Regions from separate parts of the Mus musculus genome. Here region 2 is linked to region 1. Evidence: chromatin loops called from intact Hi-C (ENCODE). Cell type or tissue: heart. All regions are shown on one strand. Links, peaks and the distances in the headings refer to the core of each region. The heading gives the core; the rest is flanking DNA. Region 1 holds the start of Zic2 (zinc finger protein of the cerebellum 2). Region 2 holds the start of Clybl (citrate lyase beta like).

Evidence for each region. Hi-C counts contacts between places; a loop is a spot of excess contacts. Peaks named below come from ENCODE experiments on the same cell type or tissue, not always from the same donor. Only the 100,000 strongest peaks of a DNase experiment are listed, where the experiment ranks them.
Region 2: it touches region 1 in a loop (2.4-fold over the local background); 1 of 42 quality-filtered maps calls a loop at or near these places.

The regions. Positions count from the first base shown.
Region 1 is chr14:122,472,858-122,478,223 of GRCm38, reverse strand. It overlaps Zic2 (zinc finger protein of the cerebellum 2), which reads right to left and starts at 2,840. Exons shown (of 3, transcript NM_009574.3): 1 at 1,477-2,840. The coding sequence starts at 2,548. It overlaps 2610035F20Rik (RIKEN cDNA 2610035F20 gene), which reads left to right and starts at 3,025. Exons shown (of 5, transcript NR_045046.1): 1 at 3,025-3,321; 2 at 3,622-3,776; 3 at 5,047-5,231. In heart, for the core only: no CTCF peak of the experiment used is centred there; no DNase peak of the experiment used is centred there; H3K4me3 peaks cover 2,734 bases; H3K27ac peaks cover 485 bases; H3K27me3 peaks cover 4,286 bases.
Region 2 is chr14:122,179,185-122,184,550 of GRCm38, reverse strand. Clybl (citrate lyase beta like) reads right to left here and starts at 2,857. Exons shown (of 8, transcript NM_029556.3): 1 at 2,770-2,857. The coding sequence starts at 2,825. In heart, for the core only: a CTCF peak has its summit at 2,658; a DNase peak (open chromatin) is centred at 2,910; H3K4me3 peaks cover 1,459 bases; H3K27ac peaks cover 1,557 bases.

The DNA of each region.
Region 1 (5,366 bases), core at 216-5,215:
GTTATTTTGACAAAATATTTGGGGCATTATCAAAATCACACAGGCGGCTGGGCTGCTGTCGTTTCCTCTTTGGAGCCAGTAGGCAATCATATTTGGAGATGCTGTGAGCTGTTTGGAGACTGGGATATGGAGATTGATTGAGCCAGTACTTATCATCCAAAAACTCTGCAAATTGAGTTAATCATAATCCTAGTATAATCGCCAGTCTTTTTTTTTTTTTAATGGGGGGTGGAGGAAATAAACATGAGAGATAAGGTAGTCTTTTAATGATTGTACCTCTCAGCAAATGGGTTAGGGGTTGGAGTCAGGAAAACCTTTCAAATTTTCCCTGTTTAATTTTCTGGAGGTTCCTACATCCTGTTGCCAGGATTCCAAATGCTTGGAGTCATTTAGAGGTGTGAGAACTCAAACGTCGTTCCACTTGGAAAGGGAACCAGTTAACGTTAAATTCCATTAGCACCTAAACTGTTTTTTAAAGACAACCGCTCAGACACAGGGCATTTCATGCAAATAAATTTCTCAAATTTTAAACCTTGTTAAAAGCTTGTCTCGCACCTCGCCTCCCTCCCTTCCCAAAAGAGAACAATAGGCCGCTGGCTCATCCCGACTTCGGAGTAAATATTGACGAGGGAAGTTGCTAAAACATTTGGCTTTCTTTTAGCAAATCGTCTTTTGCGATTTTGGCTGAGACCTGGTCGAAGATGAATAATCTGAGGCGAGAGGCTCGTTCTTTTGCGTCTCCTCTCACGATAGCCCCGCGGGGCGGTACTGCCTGGGGCTCTGGTTAGCCCAGGCGAGGGTCGAAGTTGGTAATCACAAACCCTCTGGTGCCCATTAGAGAATCTCACAAACTGCTGACAAACCACCGTCAGTCCCCTGCGACCCACCCCAAAATGGGCTTTAAAAACACTTTTTAAATGAGAACCTCTTTACAGCTTCGGCTCACACCAGATTCATTTAATGGGAAACAGTCCTGAGAAGGACGTTTGGACCCTGTGTAAAAAAAAAAAAAAAATGGGGGAAACACGAGCCTCTGAAAAATAGATAATCCACTCGGGGCAGAAAAGCTCAGTCAGACAAGCTGGCAAAATCCTTGCTATGCTCGCTTCCCGGACATCGAGCTAGAGCCGAATTGTTTTATTTTGTGCGCTCTATTTAGAACGGAAATATTGAGCAGGACGGGCGGGTGGGGGGTGGCAATCGCATCACTCCAAGCATATATTTGGTATTACGCTGATCGTTTAAAAGTTCAATTTCCGCACATGGAAAAATCCCAGTCTAATAATACTCTTACCATCCTCCAACAAAAACAAGCCCTGGCTGTCCTGCGCTCTCCCATTCCAGGTCCCTGGCTGATGGTCATTCCCCAACGCGTACGAACACACACACACACACACACACACACACACACACACGCTCAGTCTGTGCATTTATTTCTCCTCGAGGTGCCTCTTCCCACTGCTGACCCACGATTACCTGTATGAGTTCTTTTGTGGATCTTGAGGTTCTCGGAGCGTGCGAAGACCTTGCCACAGCCCGGGAAAGGACAGGGGAAGGGCTTCTCGCCAGTGTGCACGCGGATGTGGTTGACCAGTTTGTATTTGGCCTTAAAGGGTTTGCCCTCGCGTGGACACTCCTCCCAGAAGCAGACGTGGTTGCTCTGTTCCGGGCCGCCGACGTGCTCCACAGAGACGTGGGTCACCAGCTCGTGCATGGTGCTGAAAGTTTTGTTGCAGCTTTTCTTGGGATTGCTTAGCTGCTCCGGGTCGATCCACTTGCAGATGAGCTCTTGCTTGATGCACTGCTGCCGCATGTAGCGGAAAAAGGCACCAGGGTGGTGGTGGTGATGGTGGTGGTGGGCTGCGGCCGCTGCCATGTTCATCCCCATGTTCATATTCATAGGGCCGTACTGGTTGTGGAGCTGCGCCGCCGAGTAGGGGTCGGTCCGCGGGCTGGCCACTTGGCGGTATTGCTCCGAGCGCCCGAACACCTCGCCCGGCAGCCCTAGGCGCATTTGCCCATTGAGCACGTTCTGCGAGGCGTGCGGCCCGTGCTGCTCCGGGAGGCCAGGGAAAAGAAGGTGGCCCTGCGCGTCCGAGTGCGCGTGGTGAAGGCCGCCGGCGCCGGGTCCGAAGAGCCCGTGCTGCCCGCCTCCCGGCGCCGAGTCCCCGAAGCCCCGGCTGCGGAACAGGAAGTCCCGGGTGGAATTAAAGGGAGGCCCCGAATAGGAGCCAACGTGTGCGGCGTGGGGCCCTAGAGCCGCGGCCGCAGCGGCTGCAGCAGCCGAACCCGGGTAAGCACCCGGACCTTGCGACGTGAACGCCGAACTCTGACCAGGAGACAGTTCGTGTGCCCCGGGGTTGAGCTTGAAGGCGCCCATGTGCGCCGCGGCCGAGTCCACGAAGCCGTTCTGAGCTGCCGCCAGGCTCAGCTCGCGGTCCTGCATCTCGGCCGCCGCAGCCGCCGCTGCCGCGGCCGAGTGGTGGTGGTGGCGCGCGAAGCTGCCCACCCCGATGGCCGGGAACTGCGGCCCCGCGTCCAGAAGCATGGCCAGCGCGCCCGGCCGCCCCGCCGGCGCCGGTGAACCCCGCCGCCTGGATTTCCTCTTCGGATCGGCGAGGCGCGTCCTCTGGACGCCCGGCTCCGTGAACCGGCGGTGGAAATACTGGCGACTGCAGTCTCGGGAGCCGGGCTGGTGCGCCCGCCGCCGCCGCCTGTATCTGCCTCAGGCGGCCGGGCACCGAGCGAAGGCGCGGAGAGGAAGAGGAGGCGGCGGCGGAGGAGGCGCGGGAGGAGGAGGTGGAGGAGGAGAAGAGTCCAAAGCCAGGCGGAGAACCAAAGTGTATTAAAGGAGCTGCGGCGGGGGCGGGCGGGCAGGGCAGGGGAGGGCGGGCGGGAGGAGGGAGCGGAGGGAGGTGTGGGGAGCGGAGGAGAGGGGGGCCGCCGGAGGGCGAGCTCAGCGCCGCGGCCCCCACCCCTGCGCGCCCCCGCGCGCGCACGCACGCACGCACTCACTCGCTAGCTGCCTTGTACTGCCGGCGGACCAGGAGCCTGGCTGAGATCAGCGGCATCCGCCGAATGAAGTCAACGCGGCTGCGGGGCCACAGTGCCCTAGGGCAGTGGCTGTGCGCACACAAGCTGGCAGGGAGCGGACAGCAACAAGCTCCGCCAGCCCCAGAGCCTGGCGCACCCGCCGCTCCACCTGATCTCCGCAGGGGCGCTGGGCAGCCGGGAGGAGGAGGCTAGGCGTCGAGTCCACGGCGCTCTCGGGTGGCCGCTCCCTCCCCCGAGGCCTTGCTCACGCCGCCCAGAGCGCTGCCGGTATTGTTCGGCTTCGCGGTTGCTGCGGGGGTTTAGCCCTCTTGGCCCTCCGAGCTTGGCATTGGCGACGCCCGGAGTAGTAAACTTGCAGCGGTCACGAATTCCCCTAGATGAAGGAAACGGGCGCGTCGTCCCCTCTTTCTTTAAGTTGGGCTGGAGGAGGAGGGAGGGGGAGGAGCAGGGGAGGGGGGGACTGTGGGAGGGGAGAAGGCGAGGAGGGGGAGGGGAGCAGGGTGAGGCTAGTCTGAAAAACAATAACAACAATAAAAAAGTGTTCTCTGGTTCTCCCCCTTCCTCCAGCCGATCTGTTCTGGGCGCTAGTCCGGGAATGAGTGCTCGCATCAGCGAGGACAGAGCGAAGTCCTCGGCACAAGCAAATGCTAGGAGGCCAACACGAGTTCTTCCTCTCTCGCGGCTGCAGTGGGCAGCCTTCGCCACCGCCTCTGTTTATTTCGGTGGGCGCTGAGGCCGCAGCAGCAGCCTTTTATTTTTTTATTTTTTGTCCCCTCCTTTTCCTCTCCCCTCCCCCGCGTACCCGCCGGGTCTCCCGCCCGGGTATCCCTCCCTCCTTATCCAAGGCTCGGCCTCCTGGTCACACCGCCCCTTTAACGGGGACTCCCGCCCATCCCGCCCTCCAGAAACCGCTATTGGCCATCACGGCCTCGTCAATCCTTCGCCCAGCCCGCCCCACCTTCCCTGAGCCCCGCTTGGGTTGTGCAGCTGCAGCAGCGGCCCAACGCACCCATAGACTGGGCCTGCCAGCATGCAGGGTTTCGTTCGCGCGTCTGGCTCTGTGGCTCCCGTCACCAGCCGGCTAATTCAAGAGTTCAGCTGCGAGCCTAACGCGGTGCCAGGTCTATGGGTCTTGTCCCCTTCCGCCCGATCCTGCTCCCGTATACTTTGTCAGAGGCCACCAACTCCCCAGAGATTGCATCCACTACCAAAGTACACCGAAAAATCCGGGAACTCTAGTCCAAAGCACCCTTAGCTATAGAGTCACCAAGCCCGAGACCCTGAGGGAGCGAAGAGACTTTTCCTGACAAGGACAGGTCTTTCCCAGTCTGGACAGGCACTCTACTTTCTCCATTCTCACCTTGACCAATTTGCTTTGAGGCGTTAAAGCGTGGATGAAGGATGGTGGACACAGATAGTCAAACTTATCCCTTCTTTCCACTCCCTGGACATTCGTCTATACACCGCCCCCATCCCAGGCGGTGGTCCCCACCTGCCCCTGGGCGCACTTAGCTCACCCCTGCCCCCACCCCATCCCCACCTCCCCACCCCCCGCCCTGGCCGCTCATGTTCAGCTCAGATTACAGGAGTAAACTAGGCAGCAGACCCTGAGGGGCAGTTTAGACGTCATTTAAAGACAGTGTCTCCCTCCGGGTGGATACCTCCTGACCCGGTCCACAGCCACATTGGTTCTGGAAGTGGAATGCCCAGAATCAAGCAAGGTTTAGGCCTTAATTTGGCTGTTGCCGTATCAGAATCAGGGCCTCAGAAAAAATAAACTGTGGGGCTTACGGTAAGTGTCACTCTTTGGTGAAGCCACCGCAAAGCTTCCCAAGCGCCGCCCTCGAACCCAGGCTGGCTTCCCACTAAGAACATGGCTGTCCCACCGCCCTCAGATTGGTAAGAGGTAATGGGAAAGGGAATTGCGGGCCAAGAGTTTGGGGAAGTGTAAAGGTTCAGCCCGTGACCATCGTCTTCCTTCACCTTTCGCAGGCCTGAGAACTGCTTTTATTAATAAATCTCTGGAAACTGAGATAAAATTCGCGCAAGAGAATAACAACATACTTCGAAATTTATATTGAAATGAAATCACCAAAAACGCTGGAAGAAGACTCTTGTTGAGATTTGCTGCAATGAATATGAGCTCCTGCCTGATCAAACAACCTCTCAAACCTTAGGTGGGTCTGGCTCAACTGTTGGAGCCAACCTTTCTACCAAGGCTCCCTCTGTTTCCTCCGTGTTCCCCATTCCTTGGTAAGGGGGACGGGAGAAACGACCACAAGAAAAAGGCATCTTGACCGAAATCATGAGCT
Region 2 (5,366 bases), core at 162-5,161, 290 kb after region 1:
ATTGGTTTAGGGTTGTGTTCCAGGAAACAGGGACAGAAACCAAATAAACATTCTTACTGTATCACAGTATCGAGCACAACACAATTAAGAAATCGGCAAAATAGTTGGGGCATATGTACGATGAATATACTAGATGGCAAATCACCATTTGGAAGGTAGCACAAAAGCCTGACCTCAATGACACACCACCTCCAAGAAGGCCACACCTCCTAATCTTCTCCAAACAGTTCCACTACCCGGGGACCAAACGTTCAACTATATCAGCCTCTGGGGGCCACTCTCATCCAAACCACCACAGCATCATCTAAGGGGATTTCAGGTTCAAACAAATCGAAAACAAGATACCACAGCCGCATACCGGTTAGAATTGTTGAATGTTCTTTAACCAGCAATGACAGACGATGAGTCAGCAGAGTAACACACTCGTTCACAGATAAGACGGTGCAGCTACTGTGACGTCTTCTCATAAAGCTAAGCACAGCCTTCTGAGACAATTCAACAGTCACATTCCTCAGTAATTATGTCTACACACAAACGCATGTGAAGACTTCTGCACAGTCAACAAAAACTGGACGCAGCTAAAATATCCTTCAACAGCGAACTGTCTAAACCAACTGTGGTATAGCTACACAATGGGATACTACTTGGCAATACAAAGAACTGAGCTATTAAGTCATGAGAGACATGAAGGAATTGTATATGCCTATTGTTAAAGAACCCAATCTAAAAAGACTATACACCGTATGGCTCAAATTCTTTGACACTCTAAATGAGATGGATCAGCAATAAAACTATATGTTACGTAGGCCTGACAACCTGACTTTCATCCCTGGAGCCCAGGGTGGAAGAAAATCAACTCCTGAAAATGATCCTCTGACCGCCACACATAAACTGCAGTATGTTCGTGCTAACATTCATACACACACACACACACACACTAAATAAAGTAAATGTAAAAACTAAATCGTCTGTTGGGTAGAGGGTACCTGGAAAGAATGCAGACCAAGAAAAGCACCAATTGTATACAAAAGGGCTTTGAAGAAAGAAAAGGGTGCTGACCTAAGCAACTCTAGGAATAAATGGAGCCCATGAGGCTGGAGGGAGTCTAAGCACTGTCTTCTAGTGGGTGGACATCTTCCCAATGGGTGTGGGCTAATAAATCATATGCTTGCTAGGACTGAACAATTAAGTGCCTGCGTGGTAGACAGCAGGAGCTTCCTTACAGTTGGGCCGGTGCTTTACTGACAAGCCTCAGGAAGAAGTTAGACTGCTCCCTGAGTGATGTGTTAGACCTGGAAGCGTCCTAAGGACTCATGTGTAGCTTGAGAAATAGCTACAGATGGTTCTATGTAGCAACTTTGATAGGTGTGTGTGTTCCCATCTATATTTCTTGGCTCTGTCAAGTGAGTTATGCTCCCTTCCTTGAAAGCGGAGTAATTCATATACATCCAGCATGGCCACAGAGAACTGCATGAATAACATGACAGTCTAGAGCTCAGGGCAAACGCTGGTGGGTCAGAAACAGGGATCAGGATTTCTGGTCTTGAATGGCCCCTGCGTGCTCAGCAATGGTTCAGACACTCTGAAAATAAGCAAGGAGCCTCCAGAAGTAGCCTACTGGTCCCAGACAGCACTTACATCCTCTGGTGGGTTTACTAGGACCACACTAGCACAATTGGCTCACTAAAGCCAAGTACCTGCCCTTGATAGAGATGATGCATGGTATGGGGGGCAGGGTGGTGGTGATAAAAAGGAGTTTACACTAAGCTCCAAGCCTATTAGAAGTGGTGACTGTGTGCGGTCAGGACTGGTCCTTTCACACTTCAGAAACGGAATCTCTGGGCTGGCCCAGGACCCCTCCCTTACCACCACTCAGGTTCCAGGAGTGATTTTCCTCCAGCCAGGGTGCAAGGCCACAGATGAGAAAATGAGGTGCCTAAGACCATATGGGTCCTGTCATGGGTCTGGGGTAAATCATGAAGCACAACACAAAAGATGTAAAAAACGCTAAACTGTGAACTCTGGCTCCATCGCTCCGTGGGACTTTGAGACAGTCTCTGATCCTGTTTCCTCACAATAGGCAAGACACCTTAAAGGAGAACTCAGGACACGTGCAGTTAACAGATAGGCAAGTGTCATGAGGGAGGGTCACTGTTTGTGACAATCTACAGTTCCTTTACCAACTAGTATTGCTATGTAGGCCAGGCTGGCCTCAAACTTGCTATGTAGATTAAGTGTAGCCTTTAACCTGCGTCCTCCTGCCTCCACTCCCCAAGTCATGGAATTCTTTTCAAATATCTACTCCAAAGCTGATGACGTAAGACTTAAAGTCTCTTGTTAAACCAAAGAAAACTTCAAAATATATGCTCTTTTCACCTAAAAAAAATTCAGTGTTTTTCATGAGCAGATTTTGGCAAAAGCTTTTTGGAACCCTCAGTCATTCTTGGTTGGGTAAGTGGGTCCAGAGAACAACATTTGGGAACCACTGTGCTTCACATAGGTGGGGTGAGCGTCTCAGCTACTCCAGAGCGCCCCTAAGTTAGCGCGGTACATGCCAGATGCTGACAGCCCTGCCAACCCAGTAACGTTTGTACCCATTGCCCGGGTCCACGCAAAGCCCTCCCACTGGGAGGCAGCAGCCGCAGCGACCTTGGCAGAGGTCAAGGACCGGAGGCACAGAGGTATCGGGCTAGAGTGCCCATGCAGGCTCCAGAGACCACTCTGGCTACCGCCTTCGCCGCGTGGCGGGGACAGAGAACCTGAACTCACAGCCTGGGCAGCGCCGCCGCTCCACGAACCGTGTTCCGCAGCACGCACAACGCCATCTTCCCGACTGGCCCGCCTACGCCCCGCCCTCGCCCCGCCTAGCTGGATTCGGCCACGCCCGCCCTACCAGGCTTAGCCCGGCCCCCCGCTTGCCACAGCCCAGGCCAGTCCAGCCAGACTCAGCCCCACCTTGCTTCTGCTGGCGAGGCCCCATGCAACGCTTCTCTTTCCAAAACCACGCCCGCCCTCGTTAGCCACTCCAATCCTCTGCGAGCCCTGCGCGGCTCTGCGCGGAGGCTTTGGTGACCCAATGCTCCGCCCGCTTCTGAAACGAGTTAGAGAAACTTGGGTTTTCTCTGGCAGAGAAGATTTAGGTTTCCGAGGGGCTTTTTTGCTGTTTTTATTATCAACGTGCCCCTAACACAGTCGGTGAGCCTGCGATGGTGCATAAGCTAAAAGTGGTCAAAGCAAATGGGCTCTACCTGAAAAGGTGCAGGCTTGGGACCCACACAGGCCCCTTCCCAATGCCTGCGGGTCTCCGGAAACTGAGAGAAGCTGCCATCGGTCGTCTTTCCTAATCCAGTGGTGCCCTACCTAGTGTCTGGTCCTTTCCACTCTCCACCCTCCACCATTCCTCTGTCTTCTACCTCTGCAGTTTTGATTTTGGTGGTCACTACGTTCCGTTTGTTCTGAATTGACACTCAAAGTCGTTGTCGGAAGCTGGATTAAAAAATAGACCCCAGACGGGCGTGGTGGCTCACGCCTTTAATCCCAGCACTTGGGAGGCAGGAGAATTTCTGCGTTCGAAGCCAGCCTGGTCTACAGAGTGAGTTCCAGGACAGCCAGGGCTACACAGAGAAACCCTGTCCCGAAAAACAAAAACAAAAGACCCCAGAAGTCCTTTGTAGCCAGAGTGGCAGCACAGATGCCGAATATCTGCAAGACTGAGTTATCGCTTAGTTTATGATACCAACAGGGCAGACTGTTCAAACCCTCTGTGAGGCCCCCTCACACCCACCCGGACCTCTCCTGCCTGCACCCAGTGAGGACCATCCCACTTTCCTGTCTCCACTGCGGGCCCCAGTCTGTTCCGCCAAAATGGAGCCTGAGACAAAGCAGTATCAGGAACACCCATTCCATCTCTAATTTACACATCTATATCTTGTACTAAGAGACTGAGCAGGCAAGCTTTGTCTGTCTCCAGATACTAGATCACACTCTTTGTCCTGTTACACTTCTCTATGGCCATCCATCCACCAGTAAAAACACAGGTCTGGGGGTTTGAGTTTTTAAAACTTTTGTTGTTGTTGTTGTTGTTGTTGTTGTTTGAGACAGGGTTTCTCTGTATAGCCCTGGCTGTCCTGGAACTCACTGTGTAGACCAGGCTGGCCTTGAACTCAGAAATCTGCCTGCCTCTGCCTCCCAAGTACTTGGATTAAAGGTGTGTGCCACCACCGCCCGGCCTTGAGTTTTTATTTATCAATAAAAGTCACGTAAGGCGTCAGTTACATGCACAAAAGAGTTATTGCAAGTTTTGCACCTGAGGGGGTCAGAGGGATTGAGGGGAGGTAGTGGGGGAAGACGGGTTGGGAGGGTGAAAGACTTCAGGGCAAAGTAGAGCAGGCATAAAACTTCAGGGATCTGAGAACCTCCTGGGCCCAGGTTTAAGTGGCCTAAATGCCTTTTTTAATAATATACTCGGGAGTAGAATTTAGGGCCTCAGCCAGGCAGGCAGGAGCTCTATCTACCACTGAGCTACACCCTGGCCCTAAGTGGCTGAAATCTTGGCATTGTTTCACAAATACATTTGTCCTAGATAGAAGTGAGTTATATTTTCACCACATGGCCTTGTAATTATCGTGAAAACTCAATTAACCTTCATTGTTTGTCTTATACTATCTAGCTTTGTATTGGTTCTACAGAACACCTCCTAGGATTCGCCCGCTGAAAATATCTGATCAACCTCACTGTTTGCTGTAACATTTAAATAACTTTCCAGTGGGAAAGGGCAGACCCATTAGGAAAATGAAGCCCTTTATTCTCTGGTTAGGAACCCCAAAGGCTCTTTATCACAATCCATTCTTTCCTTCCTTTTGCTGTCTGGCCGGATGTAGGGTTTTCTCACCAAAGTTGAGTCTCAAAGGCTGAGCGGGCCGGTGTCACTGGTTTCAAACTTCAGAATGGCGCACTTAGAAAGAAGCCTATTAGAAGTTCTGTGGAATGGTTTTTAAGCAGTGGCACAGATAGAACTTGGCTCTGAGATCATTGCTGCCTCCTGCTGCTAAGATACAAAACCCTCCCAGCCGCGCTCCCGGCCAGCGCTGCCTTTGATAAGGGTGATGGCTGCGTCTGGCTCCTTGGGGAGAAAGGAAGAGACGTCTCTCAGATTTAGGCCAAATGCAGAATATCTAATGGCCACATCGCGAGCCGGCCGGGCCTTAGCTCCCACTCTTTAAGTCGAGGAAGTTAGACTACATAACCTTTAAAATACCCTTCTGCTCCGGAAGGCCTGACGTCTGATTTTCTGACTGCATGATTTTCCAACCCACGCTGCAGCATCCCCTATGATCAGAAGGCCGGTGCCGATCCTTGTAGACCTT